2 separate regions of the Homo sapiens genome follow, and region 1 is linked to region 2. Evidence: chromatin loops called from intact Hi-C (ENCODE). Cell type or tissue: gastrocnemius medialis. All regions are shown on one strand. Each heading gives the region's core, and the rest is flanking DNA. Links, peaks and the distances in the headings are about the cores only. Region 1 overlaps LOC105379133 (a long non-coding RNA gene). Region 2 has its middle 77 kb from the start of SEMA6A.

The links. A loop is a pair of places that touch in the nucleus more often than their neighbours do. Peaks named below come from ENCODE experiments on the same cell type or tissue, not always from the same donor. Only the 100,000 strongest peaks of a DNase experiment are listed, where the experiment ranks them.
Region 1: it touches region 2 in a loop (11-fold over the local background); 4 of 110 quality-filtered maps call a loop at or near these places.

What each region holds. Positions count from the first base shown.
Region 1 is chr5:116,766,227-116,776,922 of GRCh38, forward strand. All of the region lies in intron 1 of LOC105379133 (a long non-coding RNA gene), which reads left to right. Among named protein-coding and RNA genes, the nearest start is that of LINC02214, 9.4 kb to the left of the region's middle. RefSeq lists an enhancer at 4,671-5,333. In gastrocnemius medialis, for the core only: no CTCF peak of the experiment used is centred there; a DNase peak (open chromatin) is centred at 5,471; H3K27ac peaks cover 607 bases.
Region 2 is chr5:116,646,186-116,656,881 of GRCh38, forward strand. No RefSeq gene overlaps it. Among named protein-coding and RNA genes, the nearest start is that of SEMA6A, 77 kb to the left of the region's middle. RefSeq lists a silencer at 6,148-6,442 and enhancers at 6,148-6,442, 6,377-6,426. In gastrocnemius medialis, for the core only: no CTCF peak of the experiment used is centred there; DNase peaks (open chromatin) are centred at 4,529 and 6,336; H3K27ac peaks cover 397 bases.

The sequences.
Region 1 (10,696 bases), core at 1,099-9,098, 120 kb after region 2:
GCAGCTTGTCCTGAACTCCATCAGCACATTAGCACATTATTACCACTGTGCACTGCTTCTCTGGATGGCTTGCTTTCTTTCTTCTTCTTTTTTTTTAATTTAAATTTTCTTTACTTAAAACGCAGCCAATTTTAAATTGAGATAATGTGACTCAATGAACAGGAAGCACAGGCTCAAAGTTCACAAGCTACATGAATTTGAAGAAATTGCTTAACCTCCTTATGGTTCGATTTCTTAAAATAAAACAAGGATGACAGAACAATGCCTCCCAGTCTAAATATAAGAGATAATAGAAAAACAAAACGTACCCTTATGGTGTACAAATAATAACATTAATCGAGGTTAACACAGCACAGTCAGTGTTGCTGTCATGGAATACTACAGGAGATTGCTCACCACCAGCATTATTACATAAGAAGTATTACAGTAAGCAGTGAGCTCAGAGATTGTCTATTACGAGATACTTTTTGGAGAGAGCATTGAAAAGGCAGATAGAAACAATGACTCAGCCAGTATTACTCATCTCTGAAGCAAAGAGCTGTGGGCTCCCGGTGTTGGGTTTGCATCCAGTGTTGACATCACTAAATGCTGCAGGAGGACTCCTGTGGTCTGAGTCCTGTTCATTTAGGAGATAAGACTCTCCAAAGAACTGGGTAATTTGCTGCGAGGACAAAAAAACCAAACACCGCATGTTCTCACTCATAGGTGGGAGTTGAACAATGAGAACACTTGGACAGAGGAGGGGAACATCACACACCGGGGCCGTTGTGGGGTCGGGGGAGTGGGGAGGGATAGCATTAGGAGATATACCTAATGTAAATGAGAAGTTAATGGGTGCAGCACACCAACATGGCACATGTATACATATGTAACAAACCTGCACGTTGTGCACATGTACCCTAGAACTTGAAGTATATATAAAAAAAAAAGAATTGGGTAATATGGGGGGCTTCTCTAGTTCTGCTGTATAACTTAACCAAGTCTGATAGCCAGACACCAGAATTTGTACTACAAAATTTTTTTCGGTGCCAAAAGGATGATATGAGAACAAGAGTCTAGGCTGACACTTCTGTCCACAGGCTTTTTCTTTAAAGTTGGAACTCTTTTGGCCAGGGCCAGTGGCTCATGCCTGTAATCCCAGCAGTTTGGGAGGCTGAGGCGGGTGGATCACAAGGTCAGGAGTTTGAGACCAGCCTGGCCAATATGGTGAAACCCTGTCTCTACTAAAAATACAAAAAAAAAAAAAAAAAAAAAAAAAAAAAAATTAGCTGGGCGTGGCCGGGGGCAGTGGCTCACACCTGTAATTCCAGCACTTTGGGAGGCCAAGGTGGGCGGATCACCTGAGGTCGGGAGTTCGAAACCAGCCTGACCAACATGGAAAAACCCTGTCTCTACTAAAAATACAAAATTAGCCAGGCATGGTGGCACATGCCTGTAATCCCAGCTACTCGAGAGGCTGAGACAGGAGAATCACTTCAACCCAGGAGGCGGAGGTTGTGGTGAGCTAAGATCGTGCCATGGCACTCCAGCCTGGGCAACAAGAGCAAAACTCTGTCTCAAAAAAAAAAAAAAAAAAAAAAAAAATTAGCTGGCCGTGGTGGTAGGCGCCTGTAGTCCTAGCTACTCAGGAGGCTGAGGCAGGAGAATTGCTTGAACCTGGGAGGTGGAGGTTGCAGTGAGCTAAGATCACGCTACTGCACTCCAGCCTGGGCCACAGAGCAAGACTCCATCTCAAAAAAAAAAAAAAGTTGAAACACTTTTCTGCATGGCTGAGGAGTTCCATGGTGTCCTGACAATGATCCTCTCACAATAGTAACCAGGGTCCAAGGCTGGGCATGTTGACGCTGAGTGCCTAATGGATGCTAAATTCTTACTTGCATAATCAGTTCTCTCCCAAGGTCCAAATCATTATTTTGCAGAGCACTTTGGAACAAATAGGGGCTAATTCTGCTCCAGGGTAACAGTGGCTGATAAATATTTCAGACTGTCCTTTCATCTTGTTTCATAGGGACTTACATGTGTAACTCCTTTGCAATCTTACCAGAGTATACTCAGAGCAGGTATTTTCTAATGAAAAAAATATGCATCTATGTATATCTGGCTCTTCAAAAATAACAGTTCGTAATTGCTGTCTTCAAAGAAGTCAGTCAACATTAGCCAGACAGTAATGTTCATCTCTGAAAGACTACAGAACATGCTGGGGAGGATGAGTGGCTCCTCTTCATTGTTAGATTGGACAGCCCTCCTGACAATGGTCTGGTCCTCCTGTGCTTACCTTGGTCATGGCATAGCCCACACTTCTTATTTTATAAGAGAAGGCTTGTGAAATTGCCTGCATCCGTGGGAATCCCAGTGTTCGTGACTGTATTATCCTTAAGCTTCAGCTTTTTTATTCAGAGTAGTTAGGGCATCAACACACTTGGGAATCCCTGGTATATATTTTGCATAAGAAGTCTTGTATTTTATTAATTAATTCATCATAAGAAAATGTGCTTTGGTGACTGATTTTTTGGGAGGAAATTCAATGTCTCATTAGGGATCATCACTGCAGCTTAATGCAATTATGTATGTCAAACCTAATGACATTTGACATTGTGGCAAGAGAGACTCTCTAAATGGGATGCGACTTAAGAAGATGACAAACCTAGGATTGTTTGTTTCATTTTTTTCCCCTCAAACATAAATTCAGGTTGATTAGACTTTGGGGCTTGCTGTATCTCCTTAGTAGATGACCTAAAATCACAGTTCACTAAGTTCTTTTGTTTAAGGTTATGACTTAATGGTGAAAAAACAAACAAACAAACAAAAAAAACACCTTGGTCCTAAATCATGTCTTTCTCTATTTAGTTGCCTAACAGATGTAGAAAAGTAATATCTTAAGCAAAATCATGTGGCACATTAAGTTTGACCTAAAAATCAGTCCAGTTTCAGGGAACAAGCCGACTTTTATAAACATTTCAAGAAATAGCAAATGACTGGGTTCCACTAAAGGTATACCATTACTTAAAAGTTCCCCCTTCACTCAAAAGAGACCTTACGAATTATTTCATAATTTCACTGAATATTTGCTAGTCTATCCTTTACATCAATGCCTTTACTTACCTCTTAGCAGATATTTAGGCTTCACCTATTTCACTTTTCCTGTGGTTATCACTTAGGTCGAAAGGTTTGCTATGGCTAAAGGCTAACCAAGGACCAGGGTAAAGAAGAATGATGTCAAAATTCAAGAAGTGTTTGACTGGTGATATGGCAGAGTGACTTTGATTTAAAGCCAGACTGTAATTGATTTGCTTCATGATCTTGGGAAAAAATCATTTACTCGGAATCTTCAGTATTATCTTATGTCAAGCAACTGTGAATCACACTTTCTCTCTCTGTAGAGTACACAGTGCCCAGTACAAAGCCCTGCATAGAGCAGGGGTCCAAGTCCATATGACTATGATACTAAATCTATTTCTTTTTTTTTTTTGAGACAGAGTCTCTGTCATCCAGGCTGAAGTGCTGTGGTGCAATCTTGGCTCACCGCAACCTCCGCCTCTCAGGTTTAAGTGATTCTCCTGTCTCAGCCTCCTGAGTAGCTGGGACAGCAGGTGCGTGCGACCACGCCTGGCTAATTTTTTGTATTTTTAGTAGAGACGGGGTTTCAACGTGTAAGCCAGGATGGTCTCCATCTCCTGACCTCGTGATCTGCCCACCTCAGCCTCCCAAGGTGCTGGGATTACAGGCGTGAGGCACCGCACCTGGCCATTTGATACTAATTCTTAAAATTAAGTATTATTCTGTGCTTCAGGCAATCATTTAGCTTTATTTCTCAGCATTAATGAGAGTAGGCCAGGAGCGGTGGCTCACTCCTGTAATCCTAGCACTTTGGAAGGGCAAGGCAGGAGGATCACTTGGGCCCAAGAGTTCAAGACCAGCCTGGGCAACACAGTGAGACCCCATCTCTACAAAAAATTAGCTGGGCATGGTGGCATGTGCCTGTAGTCCCAGCTATAGGTGGCTGAAATGGTAGGATCACTTGAGCCCAGGAGGTCAAGGCTGCAGTAAGCCATAATTGCACCACTGCACTCCAGCCCAAGTGACAGAGTGAGACCTTGTCTCAAAAAAACAAAAAAAACAGAGTAAACATATTTTCTGAAGTAGATAGATCTAACTTAGGACACTAGGTTGGGAAAAATTTGGGCACTTTTGGTTAACCAAGTGAATTTTAAATATAATAAGAAAGACCACACCTTCAGCACTTTTAGAAATGTTGTCGTAAAGCAGTAAAGATTCCTTTGCAAATGAATTAACACGATTTTTCATGTCCACATGTATTTTCATTAATTATGCTTGCTTAAAATAGCGTACATGCATGTAAACTAACATCTTATATTCACCCATTTAAAATTCACTGGGAAGGCCGGGCACAGTGGCTCACGCTTGTAATCCCAGCACTTTAGGAGGCCGAGGCAGGTGGATCACGAGGTCAGGAGTTCGAGACCAGCCTGGCTAACGCGGTGAAACCCTGTCTCTAGTAAAAAATACAAAAATTAGCTGGGCGTGGTGGTGCACACCTCTAGTCCCAGCTACTTGGGAGGCTAAGGCAGGAGAATCGCTTGAACCCGGGAGGCAGAGGTTGCAGTGAGCCAAGATCGTGCCACTGCACTCCAGCCTGGGCAACAGAGCAAGACTCCATCTCAAAAAAAAAAAAATTCACCTAGAGATGTCTGCTGAACATGGAGAAACAAAATAAAACAAAACAGGATATGTCTGACTCAGAAGTTTACTTCCCTGAGATGCCAAGAAAGAAACCCACCTACTTGCCACCCTTTCTAATTTGCATCTCCTTTGTTTCATAGTAGATCAGATTTACCTTAGAAAAAGCCCTTGATGGTAACCAAGCAGAGGCCTTAATGTTCCTGACAAATGTGCTGTAGCATCAGGTACTCAGTGGCTGTGAATGTTTTTGTGAAACCTGCTGTGCACCAACGTTTTTAGCTCTCCAGGAACCAGTAGCTCCTATGCTGACTGTCTGCTCTAGCTTAAAGCCAGATTCCCTCTTCAGGTACAGAGGGGCTGCAGAACATGGCTTTGCTGAAGACACACCTTGGACCTGGAGGTTTATCTCTGAAGGGCTGGATTCTCTTATTGCGTTCTTCAAAAAAAGAGGAAAGCTCTTTTGCTTATAAGATACTATTATTTTAACAAAAACGTTAGGGTTTGCCTAGACTGAAGACCTCTGTGAAAACCTAGCTTTTAAGAAAATACCATAAAACATTTTTTAATGCCACTTTAGCGTGAGAGGGTCCTCTTCAATGTGTGTGGCCAAACTGAGCCCGAAGTACTTTTCCTCCTAGCTCTAAAATGGGGCATATGGAAGTGATTGTCAGGAGAAGGCAGCTGCTGCAGACACAGGGTGAAGATTTCGCAGCAACACCCAAAGCCGGTTCTGGAAGCCGTGGAACAATGTAAGTTCTGTTGTCCAGGAATGCGTTCTCAACACAGCGGTTTCCTGAATGCCCCAAGAGAGTGGGGCAGTGAGAGGCTGAAGGCCAGACAGCAGGGTTACCTTTCCTGTTCTGTGCAGACAAGATTCATTACTCCCTAGTGATGTTTTAAGTGAATGTATAGCATTCATTCATAGACAATGTCTAGTTAGGTAATGTTAGCATGAAGGGTAAATTCTAAATGTGAAGGAATATACACATGACTTTGACTAATCAACATACTATCCCTGGAAAACATGTTGGAACTGCAAAAACAAAACAAAACAGAAAAATAGAGTGAAGTGATTCAGAGGTTGTGAAACCCTAAATTTTTAATTAAAATTGCACAATGCAGTTCTATCGTGAGCACAAACTGGATTGAACGCCTCCTACATCAAAATCATTCTCAAATGTTTGAAGTCTGAATAACTAGTAACAAGATAAAGATGGACAACTAGACTCTTTGGATTAAATGACAAAGTTACCAACTCACCCTACTGTTCTTTTTATTTTTTTTACTTTTAGAATGTTTTGGGTACTGGGCAGACATGTCTGAACTCAGATCATCTACTTGGCTATGCTAATGTTTATTTTTCTCTTCCAAATTATCCCTCCAGCTAAAACTGTACTGGGTCCTAGACAGGGGAAAATGGCTGCTCCCGAGACCTCTCTGGAGAGCTGAATTTGCAGATGGAATCTATTAGTTGCATTTCTAAGCTTGAAAGATCATCTTCCTTTTACCTTGAAGGTAAAACTTTCCTCTCTAATAACCCAGAGTGATTTTCTTATCTGCAATTTAGATTACTGAGGCCATCTGGGGACATTTGCAAAGACTGCTGTGTTATTTTGGAAATAGGTGTCTGGCTGTACATCTGAGTACTCCTTCCCCAACTTTATGGACCATATTTTCCAAGTCCAATTTTAAAACATGGAGTGGGTTAACCCCAGCATAAAGCAGAGACAGACAATCGCTAAAAAGATGCTTTCATTTAGCCACTGATTTTAGTGTGCAATTTAAAATGGAAGGTCTTTAGAAGTATTTTAGGTTGAAGAATAAAAACAGACACACCAGAGGGAGATTTGCCAACCATATACATACACAGGCGTTAAGCCCCCTATACATAAACCAAATATAAATGGAAAGACAATGAGTGAACTGCACATATAAACAGACAAAGCCCCAGTGGATAAGTCATAAAGATCTGACAGCAAGGACCATACGTCTTTAAAACTCTCAGCTTTTCTACTCAAGTAATGTGTTATTTGTCCCAGGTTTGCAGTTCACTCATTCCACTCAACATCTTCCTTGGCACTGTTCAGTTGTCTGCTGTCTACACGTTTGGGCTCTTGGCAAATGTAGATGCTCTCAACGAGAACAGCTTCTGAGTGTTATTCAGACTCCTGATGGGCCTCAGATTGTATAAAACCAGGATTTGTAGCTCTTTAGGGATGTAACTCTGTTTGAAGCAAAATATCTTCTCACTTCTTTCCAGTACTTACATGTGGGGAGCTAATCCCAGAGCAGGAAGAGAAGGTAAGCAGTTTTTTTCTTATAACAACAGCTTACAAGTTTTTCCCAGAGGTTTGGGAAGTAGGTGAGCAAACATTAGAAAGCTGATGGATGGCCTCTGATCATCTACTTGAACAAATCCTGAGCTGTGTTTTTCCAGTATAAAACAGTGTCAAACAAATACAAGTTAGGGCTGTTACAAACCATTTTTTTAGTGTCAAATAAAATGACATATGTGAAACCATTGTAAAACCGTAAATCATTGTGCAAAATTATTATAGCTAGGGTGGAGGGAGAAACTATCCAAATTGACTTGAGAAGTCACTATTTCAGGGTGATTGAAAGTTAGAAACCACTTAGGTTCTTAGAAGATGTGTTTCCATAACACTGAGCAAATCTTCAGTCTTCACTTAACAATCTGGTCACATAATGCCTGGATTTATTCAATTTGGGTAAATATATGTTAAAATATCATTCCACCACTGTAATCTGTGGAATTGTTACCCTTCCCACCTGGTCTTGGAAGGCAGTACTACTTTGAATAGTGCTTATACCTTGAGCTCCTACTCCAGTTTTTCAGACTTTTTTGGTGTGCAAGGGTTACACTGTGACAAGTGTATTATTGGTTTGCATGGAAGGGCTGAGAGTTTAGCAAGGGTCTGTGAACAGTAAGGCCAGTGAATGTTAGGGCAACTCCCAGTACAGCTGGCCATTCGGTGGCCTTGCTGTGAGTGATCACCGCACAAGCCTTCTGAAGTGGTAGCTATTTACAAGAAGAAGGTGAAATATTCTGCCGTAACAAGGACAAGCAACAGCACAATACTTTACAAAAAGGTCGGAAGGCAGGGCACTTTACCTTGCATGGAATTATTCAGGAGGCTCAATAGCTTTGTATAGCAACGGAAGGCTTATTGACAGGAGTTAAAGGCTTCCGGAAGAGGGGACTAATTCTCTGGGACAGCCACACACACAAAGTCATTAACCCCCTGCAGGAAAGTGTGAAATTGTCCTGTATTGGAGGCTGGGTTAACTTGTGTGGCCCTATTGTGGCCATTTCCCCTCCTTGTACAGTAGAGAATCTATCTCCTTCTTCTTTCCATATAATTAGTGAGTTTGGTGCCCCAAATCACCAAAGCAGTTGAGGTCCCAGCATTTTCTTCATTACCATGTGGGCCTCTTACCCCCTCCCTGCATAGTTGCATAGTTAGTGGTTGTGAGAACCAGTCTCCATTCTCTGCTAGTGTGGAAGGAAATGTGGGCTCTTTTTATCCCCTCCACTCTTCCTCACCCAGGGTGGAGGAGAAGAAGTCACATTTCTCCATTGTTCCAAAAGAGAAACTCTCCTATTTAATTGGGTCAATTTTAATTTAATACAGAAAAATGACAGGAGTGTTTCCCAAATAACTTGTTTGTAACTGCTTAGGTCATTCTAACAGTATAACTTTGGACAAATTCCTATGAACACTACAGAGGAAAAAAAAAGAATTCCTAGCTGAGAGGTGTTGATGGAATGACCAAAAAACTCTACTGTCTGATTAGCAGATCAAGTGCTTTGGGTTGTCTGGGTAAATATTTAGAATAAAGGAAAAAATCAAGGACTTAAGACATACAGATGTGAATTTAGTTGGTAGCCCTGGTGCCTTCTTAGCAGAGAAATATCAAGCAATTAATTTGCTTATCCTTGTTGAGCTCTGGTTTCTCTACTTGTAAAATGAGATGAATAATGCTAACCTAATAGAAAAAAACAGAAACAGCCCTCATACTACGAATAGGGGAGTGGTTAAATAAATTAGAGTATATCTGCAGTATGGTGTATTACACAAACTTTTAAGATAGGTAGAGGCATATGTGCTGATGTGGAGAAACATATAAAAATATTAAGTGGATAAAAGCAAGATGTAGAACAATATGTATATCAGATTTCCTTTGGTGTAATAAGTAAAAGAATTTTACATCAGGAGATATGCATCCCCATATGTGCTTAATAATGAGGGGGATAGGAATTATAAAAAACAGTTAGAAGTTAACTTGAGGGAGAGGAATGGAAAGTTGGGCAGGAGGAGGGAAGTTAACATTTTTAATTTATATTTTTCTCTGTTATTTAGGTTTCCTAGCCAGGTCTGTATGTTACTTTTATTTTTAAAATGTCCACATAGTTTATTTGCCTAGTAAGATTATGAACCTTTTTTATATTTTTATAGATTAAAAAGTAAAAACCTTTGAAATTAGTATGGGAATTAAATTAAGGAATATGTGTGAAGTGCCTAGAATAGAATGGGCATAGTCAACATTAGTGCAAATAAAATGAAGAAAAATACCTAAATAGTTTTTAACCTCCAACTTCTTTTTTTGAAACTATATTTTATGCATGAACGATTATCTTTATTATCCCATTTATTATTTTTATTGCTAATTTTTAGAAACTGTTTACTACCTGTTTCTCTGTCATTTTTGGCTTATGGTTATGACTGTCCTGGATGTGGTGAAAGATCACTAGATTGGTAGTAGAACCGGATTTGCCAATAATTACTGTAATTTGTGGCAAGCAGGTCATTTGATCTTTCTGAGCTTTTGTTCCCTCAACTATTTAGCAAGTCATCTGGACGATCTCTAAGGTCTCTCTAAACTCTAAATTTTCATATCCATTTGCCACTGAATTTGGTGCAGCTGAAACCAAGAGTTTGAATTAGTAGGCCGTCAGAGAGTTTGTAGCAGGACAAGCAGGACAAGCTGCAGACAAAACTACTCAGACACCGAGTTAAAGAAGGAAGGGGTTTATTCGGCCGGGGGCATCGGCAAGACTCCTGTCTGAAGAGCCGAGCCCCCGAATGAGCAATTCCTGTCCCTTTTAAGGGCTCACAACTCTAAGGGGGTATGCGTGAGAGGGTCGTGATCGATTGAGCAAGCAGGGGTTACGTGACTAGGGGCTGCATGTACTGGTAATTAGATCGGAACAAAAAAGGATAGGGATTTTCACAGTGCTTTTCTATACAATGTCTGTAATCTATAGATAACATAACCGATTAGGTCAGGGGTGGATCTTTAACTACCAGGCCCAGGGTGTGGCGCCGGGCTGTCTGCTTGTGGATTTCATTTCTGCCTTTTAGTTTTTACTTTTTCTTTCTTTGGAGGCAGAAATTGGGCATAAGACAATGTGAGGTGTGGTCTCCTCCCTTAAGTTCAAAGATAAAAGAGAAAAGGAATATCATAAAGAAAAGTTTGAAGTTAGGAAATAGTTATCTAAAACCAACCCAATCTGTTACAATAGACACAGACACTAAATCACTCACTGCACTTCTCAATCAGTAATTTAAAGCTATTTCTGCCCATGGATACTCTACCATTACATAAAAGACTGCTAAGATAAGCTTTACATTTTTCTTCCAAGTTGAGTTTTGTTGATAAATTATTTTCTTTTTGATTATTTGTTTTCAATCTACAAGCAAGGTAAATGCTTTGGAGTCCACAGTTATTTACTTACACAGGGGTGGAAAGGTGTTACCTTGTCTTCATCCATCTTAAGGATCATAGCCTACACTCCAATAACAAAACAAAAGACAGGTCAACAAGAGAAAAGCTCAAACAATCTATTTAATCAAAGTTGTATGTGACAGGGGTGACTTCAGAAATGAAGAGCCAAAGACCCAGGGAAAACTGCCGATTTTTATGCTCAGGTTGAATGAGAAATGAACAGCTCTGTAGAAATGTGATTGGACAA
Region 2 (10,696 bases), core at 1,574-9,573:
TTTGATGAAATGGTGGCCTTCAATAATTGCTTCTGTTCTTTGTGTTCACAGTTTTTTTTCTTTTGAAAAATTCCACAGGCTTGTCTTTTAATGCAGGGTGCTTGGTCTCTATGTGGCGAAGCAGTTTTGAAGGTTTCATGGCTTCATTGAATAGCTGGTTGCCACACGCTATACAAAGCAGGTTTGGAGAATGTGAATCACCTGTTGCAATGAACCCATACTTTAAGGAGGACTCTTGGTATTGTCAAGTGCAGCTTTCTTTTTGTTGGCAGTCTTAGAGTCTTCTGCTGTCTCATCATTGGGTGTTTCCCCCTTTTGGAAGAAGCTCTCCAGTGATATTTGCTTTTTACTCATTTTGGCTAGGGTTATCTTGTGGACTTAGCAAAACTGTGACTGAGACAAGTGCACAGTGCAGAAAGAGGCATGAACAGAAATGGCAAATAAAATAATGGGTGGGCCACGCGTGGACTAAAATAAGTGTCAGATTCTGACTTAAACCCTGCCACTAGATGCAGCTGTACAATTGAAGTACATCAACTCACTTGCAACTATAAAGCTTGGCACCAGATGCAGTTTAATTGTCACTTGTCACTCACTGATAGGGTTTTGATATGAGTCTGCAAACAATTGACGTATTATGGTGTCTGCACAGTCAAACCTCTCTACTAATGTTAGTTGGTGTTTGCAGCCACTCCCCAGCACTAGCATCACCACCTCAGCTCCATCTCAGATCATCAGGCGTTAGATTCTCATAAGGAGCATGCAACCTAGACCCCTCACATGCACAGTTCACAACAGGGTTTGCGTTCCTACGAGAATCTATTGCTGCAACTGATCTGACAGGAGGTGAAGCTCACGCAGTAATGCGAGTGATAGGGAGTGGCTGTAAATACAGATGAAGCTTTATTTACTCACCCGCTGCTCACCTCCTGTTGTGCAACCCTGTTCCTAACAGGCCATTGACCAGTGCCAGTCTGTAGCTCAGAAGCTGAGGACCCTGTCATAGAGTGTACTTACATACGTAGATGGTATAGCCTATTACACACCCAGGCTATATGGTATATGCCTATTGCTCCTAGGATATAAACTATTACTGTACTGAATACTTCAGAGAATTGTAATACAATGGTAAGTATTTGTGTATCTAAACATATCGAGGCATAGAAGAGGTACAGTAAAAATATGGTGTTATAATCTCATGGGACCAGCATCATATATGGAGTCTGTTGTTGACTGAAACATTGTTATGGGCACATGACTATATATGATTTTTATAATTTACTTTTAAAACTAATTTTTGTTGTCACAACACTCATGCTTTTATTTTTTCCTTTAATTGTTTAAACTTTTGTTGACTTACCAAACCAAAGGGGAGAAATTTTTTTTTTTTTTTTTTTTTTTTTTTGAGAAGGAGTCTTGCTCTGTTGCCCAGGCTGGAGTGCACTGGCACAATCTCGGCTCACTGCAAGCTCCGCCACCCGGGTTCACGCCATTCTTCTGCCTCAGCCACCCGAGTACCTGGGACTACAGGCGCCCGCCACCATGCCCGGCTAATTTTTTGTATTTTTAGTAGAGACGGGGTTTCACCGTGTTAGCCAGGATGGTCTCGATTTCCTGACCTTGTGATCCACCCGCCTCGGCCTCCCAAAGTGCTGGGATTACAGGCATGAGCCACCGCGCCTGGCCGCAAAGGGGAGAAATTTTAAGTATGGTGGCTGTATACTTATTATTGGCTCATTTATCCTGGGCTATTCTGGCTTTTCTTGTGCAGTTGATTAACAGGTAATCAAACGGTTTGATTTCCGTGATTTCCTCTGTCTACCTCCCTGTGACTGCACAGATCTGTTCGTGTTGCCAGGCTGATTTTATAGTCAGGGTGCTCTGTTTGCATGTCTCTGGGACCAACAGTAGCCAACTCAAGGAAAAACCAGGAACAAAAAGAGGCTGCTTTTTTGGGATTTACTGCAAAGTAGTAGGAGAGTTTATGGAATCAAAGAAAAGGATGAAGGACTAGACCTGGGCAAGAAGAGAACCAGAGCAGCTCCAGGAATATAGGAGACAGAAAAAGTCTCTTCCAAGTCCTATCCTGGAGGCAAATGATCTCCAGCTGTTCTAGGGCTGCACGTATTCTGCTCACAGCTCACATTCCAATGAAGTGTGACTAGGGAGTGTGGGTCCCTTGATGAAGCTCCCTGCAGGTCTGCATCCAGTGGAAGAAATTTCCCAAAATAAAAACTGTACCTTTTTTTTTTTTTTTTTTTTTTTTTGAGATGGAGTTTTGCTCTTGTTGCCCAGGCTGGAGTGCAATGGTGCAATCTTGGCTCACTGCAACCTCCGCCTTCTAGGTTCAAGTGATTCTCCTGCCTCAGCCTCCTGAAAGTAGCTGGGATTACAGGCATGTACCACCATGCCTGGCTAATTTTGTATTTTTAGTAGAGACGGGGTTCCTCCATGTTGTTCAGGCTAGTTTTGAACTCCCGACCTCAGGTGATCCACCCACCTTGGCCTCCCAAATTGCTGGGATTACAGGCTTGAGCCACTGTGCCTGGCCAAAACGGTACCTTTTAACATCAGAAGGGAAATGGAAGTTAGGCAGCCCAAACAACAGATGTATAGTCTACCATTAGTTCCTGCAGTCATCTAAATGGCCGGTAGCAGATTGGATCTTAAAGGCATTTAGGACATTCATTCAATACAAGTGCATCTTTTAACTAGCGATATATCTTATTTAAAAAAATCATCTTCATACCTACATTTGGAAAAGAATTATTATTTTTAAAAACAGCTTCATATTCATTAGCTGCTACTATACTTAAAAACTTGTTGAGGTAGATAGAAACAGAATTAACATGCCCTCTTCTGAGTTGAAAACTGGAGGTGCTGGATATTCAAGGCACTTGTCCCAGGTCACACTGATGCCTTAAAATTATAATCAGGGCTCCAGCTGAGTTTCCTTATGTATAGTTTCTGCACCTCCTGCCCCATCTAAAAAAGTCTCAGCATATATTAGGAAGCTGCATGACAGAAAGAACAGTGCTTTGGAAAGGTGAGATTCAAGTTTGGCTTCAACATCTGTGAGCTGGATGGTCTGCTTACCTGAGGCCTCCTGGCTGTCTCTCTCCCATGGATGACAAAAGAATAAGATGGCATAATAGATAAGACTTTAGAAAGTGTCACACAATTGTGAAATGTTATGATTTTCCTCATTCACACTCTAAATTCTCCTTATATGTGTAGGCATTTAGTGACATTATCATTGACTACTACACCATCTGCTAGTTGAGCATGTGAGCAGTATCAATGCAAGGTGTATTCTCTATGCTTATCAATATGGTTGAAATCAATGAACTCAGTGCTTCAAACCTGAATCACATTTTCTTCAATTTGTGTTGTTGCTACCTGCTAAGAATGCAGTAGTAAAGGTGTTCAATTTCCAAAGAATAATTAAGCAAGGACACTGTGTCCCATCTTTGATGAAATGCAGATTTCACATTAAAATCAGATCCTTCATTTTTAAAGGTTGAATAGAATAACACCTAAAAAAAGAATTCCAACTGGTTAAATTTAGGCTTCTGAAAAAAAAAAGTTTAATGTAAGATTATTCTTGGTACAGAAACATTTTCGCTTGGCTGTGAATTGGATACATTTGAAAATCATTTTAAGCTCTTGCTTTTGGAATTGTGTGTGATCAGGGAGATCATCAAACAAATGTCAATAGGCATGGTAGACTCAGTAACACTGCTTCCCTCATTCTAATGAGCTATTTTATGAGAATAGGTTAAGGTAGTTTCTGCTTTGGAAAAGGGGGTCTTCTGATTGCAGGTATGTTTGCAGTGATTGGTCACAAAAGGCTGATAGTATTATTGTAGGTGTTGGCCTCCCCATTCAAGCTTGGCTCACTCCAGCGCCTGGAACAGACACTTGTCTTGCTTATTTAAAACTTATCTACCTATCCCTATGAATCTGAAGTACCATATGGCACATGTAGCCTTTTCAAGAGACATGCCAACTGATGTCTCTGTTGCATATCTTATGCATATAATTATAATAATAGATTAGATTTAATGAACTTATTCTATGTACCAGATACCTGGCTGATCACTATACATATTTATTTTTACCTCGTGCCATGAACATAGAAATCATTGAAGAAGATAAAGTGACTTACCTGGCCATTTTATGGCCATTTAGCACCTATAAACTTGGCCATCGCTGGCTTAGAGGAGGAAAAAAATATTTAAAAAAAAACATTTTTTCTTCAAACATAGAAATTTTTGTTTTCTTGCTGCTTTGCCAAAGAAAGAGCTCTAAACAAAAAACGAGGATAGTTCTTTCCCATCCTATCCTGTTGCGTTATCATCTCCCAGATTGGATGAAGAGGGTAAAGACTCATGCCAGCCCCTCTAATGCCTCAAACCCTGTGTGCTGTAATAGACTCAAAACAGGAAAGAAAGGAGAACAGTTCTCATCCCTGTCCCATGCCACTCCTGCCAGACAGAACTGTTGGCATATGCCCAACTGGGCAGGCGGCCCTTTTTGTGACTCTTTCCTTTGGCTACCCGCGAAACCTGGTCATGGCGTCAGCCTTGGAGGACCTTTCCCGGAGAGCCATGAAGCCACTAGGCTGCCTTCCCTGCTGTGGGCCTTGGGGCTTCAGTCATGGCTCTGTTGACAGGAGAGTAGCTGAATTATAATAATAACCTTTCCTTCCACCTCACGGGGGTGTCGTTAGCATGAGATGACATAATAGATGTAAAAGTTTTTTTGAACAGTATAAAAATATAAGTCAAAATAATAAAAGAACGAAGAGCATTATGATTACAATGATGTCAGAGTGCTCCATCCCAGGATCGTTTGAGCTGTCAATGACAGAACAAATTCTCTCTGCAGGCCCCAGGGTTTTCACTCAAGGTTTTAGCAGATTTGTCTAAAACTAGCCACTCTCTTAGTCAGAGAAACAGAAGAATGGAAAAAGTTCAGTGAGCTGCTATTTGGGGCCAGATACTACCCCAAAGTTTCTCTCACACATATACACACACATTTGCATATCCACAGGTACGTAAGACATACACATAGGAAACATGTAAATGTTGACAGAGGGGAAAAATATAATCCAGATGTAGTGGCAACTTCTCTGCGCCTATAGATCTGGGTCAGATTATCTTAAGCCCCAACTCTGCAGCAGGCATAGCACCCCTAAGTCTTTCCAAAATTTCTGCAGTTTCCCCAGGTGTCTAGTGGTTATGCCAGCTTTTATGGTTTCTGTCCTTGGGTTTCCATTTCTTACAGGCAGCAGACTCTGCTGCCTAACATGGACAACACAGAGAAGCTCAGGCTTTGATTTCAACAATCAACATAATCCGTCCCAAATATACTAGTAGATTTTGCTGGAATGAATAGGAGTTAAGTGGATGTGCAGGTGGGATTGAATTTACACAGCAACAGTGAGGTTTATGTGGCAACACTGATCAGTTCAGGAGGTACAATCCATGCTGAAATGTCTGTTGATCACCCCTTTCCAGGGGGTATTGAGAGCCTTTCTCCAAGCGCCTGCTCTTCTCCCTGTTCCTCCTCACTTCTCCCCACGCCCCACATTCCTAATCCCACATCCCATATCCCCATTTTAGAAGCCAATAACTGGTTTTCTTTCCCTGTCTCAAGCAGAACAACCCTCCCAATCCCTGAGTGGTGGGTGGGGCTACTTCTGTTCCACGGATGCTCTTTCAAAAACTGAAGGAGGCTTCCCAAGTGAATCTAGACAATAAATTGTCTTTGCCTCCTTCCACAAGTGTGAAATAATTACATATTACCCAAATCCTGCAGCCCATCAGGGCTGAACACAGATTACAAAATCATATTCAATACTGTTTAACAGTAACTTTAAATGGATCACTCACTGAAATCTTGAGGTTTAAACACAATCGTTTTGAAAATCTAGCTGAGCTCTATGTTGCTCTGTTATTCTGCTGAGAGAAGGAGGGGAGACGGGTTTATTCCTGTCAGTAAAAAAAAAAAAAAAAAAAAAAAAAAGATGAACTGTGTAAAAATAATGTAAGGGGAACACCCACTATTCCTGTCCCTTCTCAAATGTCACGTCACATTGATCCTGGTGAGCCAGGAAGTCACTTAATGCATTCTTTAAAAAGTCAGACTGTCCAGGGAAAGGACACCTTCTTTCACTTCCAATCAGCCAACCCATCACTCCTTTCCTCCATTTGTAAGTCTGTGGAGTAACTTAAAAGGCATGAGTCATGTTCTGAAAATCAAACATGCGCATGCAGAGCATGCAAAATGAACCGCGGAGAGAGTCGGCATTAGAGACACAATGCGGCCTTTGTGAAACATGACAACATCCCTGGGGACCGAGGCTTCTGAGTGTTGCTGAACTGAGGAGAGTAATAACAGGGTCCAGGGTTTGCCAGAGAGTGTGTCATAACATGGAGATTTTAGGAAAAGTGTGGAGTCCCTTTAATCAGCTCTGAGAGGAGCTTGCTAATAGTGCCTTTTTGTCAGTTGTTTATGTGGTGGGTGGGTCAACATCAGAACTTTACCCTTTTATTGTTATGAAAATTTGTAGACTGTTTATCTATTTTCTTTCCCTTTTCCAAGGAAACATTTGCAAAATGTTAATTACAGAGATTCTAGCTTTACCTTTCCTGAAAGATGAATTCTGAAACATTACTTTTACTTGGGATCACCTCTCTTAATTGGGGGACTTTAGTTTCAATGACTTTGCCTGTCACTCTGAGCAGGGTTTGTGCTCCAAAGGAATCTCTTGGGATCTACCATTTGTCTGGGAGACAGGGATATTATTTTGGGCTGTGAAGTCTGTTTGCTAAAAAAAGTGCTGGGAGGATACCAACCACACACAAATGTAGGAATTTCTACTTGTTAAGCCTTTCCGTCTGCAGGGGAGTTGTTGCATTATTTCTTACAGCTGTTGTTCAGTGAGAGAGTAGTACGTTTGAGTCTCTGATCTCATCTCCCAAAGTTTATTGTGAAACTTTCATATGAGCACCTGTGTTCCTGGATTACAAAATGACACCATTAGGCAATTCTTATTGTCGTGGATAATTGCCATAGAAAGGGGAATAGGATAGAGGACTAGAAAAAAGAATGAAAGTAAACACTTATGGGGAATATTGTGCTTTAGAAAAAGGCATTGCAATGTAATAGCATGATGATTTTAATCCCAGATTCATAGTGATTTAATGAAATAAGCAGCATCCATAGGCTCAAAACATATGTTTACAGAGGTAGATGGAATAGCAGATATTTCTGTTGTAGTGATTTTTTTGTGTCCAAAGTGTATCTTCAAAAGGCATATAGTCCTTTGAGTTCTGAAAATACCAATAGTTTTCTTTTTATGCTCGTTGTGTTTAGCACTCATTGTTTTATCTTGGAAGACACTTTCTATTTCTATGTACAGCCATCATAGTAGGATTTACATTTCAGCCGGCAGCAATCCCTAAGACTATAGAAAAGCTGGAAGGAATAAGAAGACTTCTTATTTTAGCTATCATAGATGATGATTGGGTTCATAAAGGACTTAAGATATAATGATAGGGAAAATTCATAACCTAATGCTTTCAAGTCAATTTCATGTTCCGCTTTTAATTAGAATCAGCCTTCTCTCTTTTTCATTTGCTATGTAACATACCTTTCCTTAATTTCTGGGGGGAAAACCCTCTCGAAACAGGGGTGAAAACTGTTGATTTAGAATCATGTCATAAAATAGAACTAAAGGAAAGGGGTGAACTGACTGCCTCAGACTGAAACAGAGCTCTTCAGGGTTGATCCCACTGATTGTACTGTTGATGGCAGAGAGAGAGCAAGGCAAACACAAAATTGTTAATGTGGCAACTAACACAATCCTAACCATAAATACTTGCCAAAGCCGGAATGCAGAATTTCAATGAACCCACCTAGTCTTTTATCCCACTGACATAATTTAAATCATGGGGCTGGTTTCCACACATGACTAGAAACCCCACCTCAGTGTGGTTTTCAATATAATGTTCACCTCATCATATATTGATTTCCAAATCTTTGGTCCCTAACTTTTCTTTACAAGGCTTTGGTTTTCTCCAATTACAGAATCTTGTTTAATTTATGCATGTAATTCTCAATGTTTCTTTGAGTACAGACCTCAGAAAGTGTTAGTGAATAAAAAGATTCAGCAATTGCAGTTTAACATTGTCCTGTCCCGAGCTCTTGAATTCTACTTCCTTCAGTCTTCATTTACCCCTACACTAGGATACAGTGGCCACTTTTTCCCCATGAACTTCTTCATGTTTTTTGACTTAAAGAAAAACTCTTATTTTTTGGTATTTTTTCAAATTTGAAGAAGGAGATTAGAAGATTCTGATGTTATTCTAAATGAATGTTAAAAAAAAAAAAAAAAGCCCAGCTCTCAGAAATGAAGGTAATATAGAACTGAATAAAAACCAAAACACAGTTTGAATAAATAAAATTCACCAGATTTTTTTCTTGGATATCAGCCTTTTTATGATTTTGGGCGCCTAGTCACTGAAAAGCTTTGTTCATTTTTTTTTTTTAAACATAGTAACATATATAGATATTGCAGTAGCTAATTGCAATTATTCACCCTAGACAAAGACAAAAAAATGAGTTTTTGTTTTTCTAATTTCTTAGCTTGTGTGCAAAGTTGCCATTCCAGATGGGGCCCATTATGTGATGTTGTATTTCAAAGGGAAACATTTCTTAAAGTTGCTGAAAAAAATGTTTATTAAGGAAATAAGAGCTGCTGAAGCAAAGACACGTGTTATCTATTTCGTCAATTAGTGGCAAAATTCTGGTAGTATTCCTAAAGAGCTGCAGGGGTTCTAATTGAAATATTCTAATCCTTCCTCTTCCCAACCCACCGAATACCATTGTCAGTAGGGGGAAAGAATCATAGAATTAAATTCTAGGTAAAACCATTTCTGATTTTGTAGCAATGAGAAAGGGTTGCACTATTTTTGGTTCTTGCATCATTTATTAGAAGTTTTTCTCAGTAGGACAGCAAGCAATTATCTGAAGCAGCTGGGTTATGTGAAGGACTGATCACATGTTATAACACACAGAGGAATTAAGGATTATGGAAAGATGAACAATGTAATTATGCTCATGGAGTGTCACTTATTAATTTTAAGGTGAGATTTGTAATAATTTCATAATAGCTATAACAGTCGGAGCAAATGTCTGGATTTGTAAGGGTCTCCAAGGTTTAAAATTGGTTCATAAATTTAATTTTGTTAAAATGTGGTTCCAGTTGCTAGAAAGTTTTTGTTTCAAGGAGAATGAAATCCTGCAAGCGATGAAGGCAAAATCTAAAGCTTAAAGTTCTTGTTTTAACAACTTTTATTCATCGCAACTCCATTTCCTTCCTGGGTTAGTGTAGAGATGGATTCATAAAGGATAGCTCACAACTATCTTGTATTTCCTATGAGTAATTGTGCAAAGGTGAAAAGATGACATAATCACAGCAATTAACTTCTTTTCTGGCTCCACTATGGTAATTATTAAGAAACATCACTTGTGGGAAGCCCAGCAATCACCCCAAAATCAGGGCTACCTCTGCTTTTCCGAAGTACCTTCCCTAATCTGTTTAGTATAGTTTCTCTCTGTTACACTTTTAATTGCCTCTTTCACTCTCTTTATTCCAGTTTTCTTATTAACATTATTGCTAATTAGGAATCTAAAGTAGGCCGCCTTTTCAAAACAGAAATGACGACCGTTTCTTTTCCAGGTAAGTGGGTGGTATTTGCAGCAAGCAATTAAAATGCACTTTACCCAATTAAAAAAAAAAGACTAATGATAACAATAGTTAAAAAACAACATCACAAAATGACGGTGAAAAACTTAAGTGATCTCGAAATTAAGCTATGTTAGTCAGCTGTTATGTGACCAGAAAATAATGCGTTACAGATAACACAGTTTTCTAAGCAGTGGTTGTTTGGCCATCTGACATAAAGTAAAAAATGAAAGAAAATAAAATCATAATTCTCCCAAGTCTATTATATTTTTAAATTTTTTACAGCTACTAGATAGCTATAGGGTTTTAATTTTCATTTTTGAGTATTTTTTTTTCCAAATGGAAATAGCTTTATTTTTTTTAGCCTATCAATGTAATGGGTACTCACTATTAATAATTCAAATAAAGTAAAAATTACCCCAAATCCCCAGTGAAAAACTGCTAAAATTTAGTGTCTATATTTACAGTACTTTTTATTTGACATATGAGTGTAGAAAACAGGTACAAATAAATGCAAATATATTTTAGTAAAAATTCATTTATTCAACAATATTTATGGAACACCTACTATGAACATGCAATAGAAAACCATAGTGAGCAAAACAGACATGGTCCTTTTACCCGTGGTGCCTACCAGCCTACCACAGGATAGAGATATGAATTAAAGAATCTTAAAACTGAATATAGTATCACAAATGTGGCAACTGCTACGAAGGAGGGGCACACAGTATAAGACCTTATATTAGGGGAAAGAGACTTCATCGGGGATGTCAAGGGAGATTTTTCTGAGAAAGTTATTATACTGGGTGTGGATTTCAAGGAAGAGTCAGAGGACAGATAGTACCTAGAAAAAGATGAGGATGAGGGGAAAGAAGGGATCTAGAGCAGCTGAGCTTTCCAGGCAGACGAAGCTGCTTGATTAAAGGTTTTCTGAGAGGA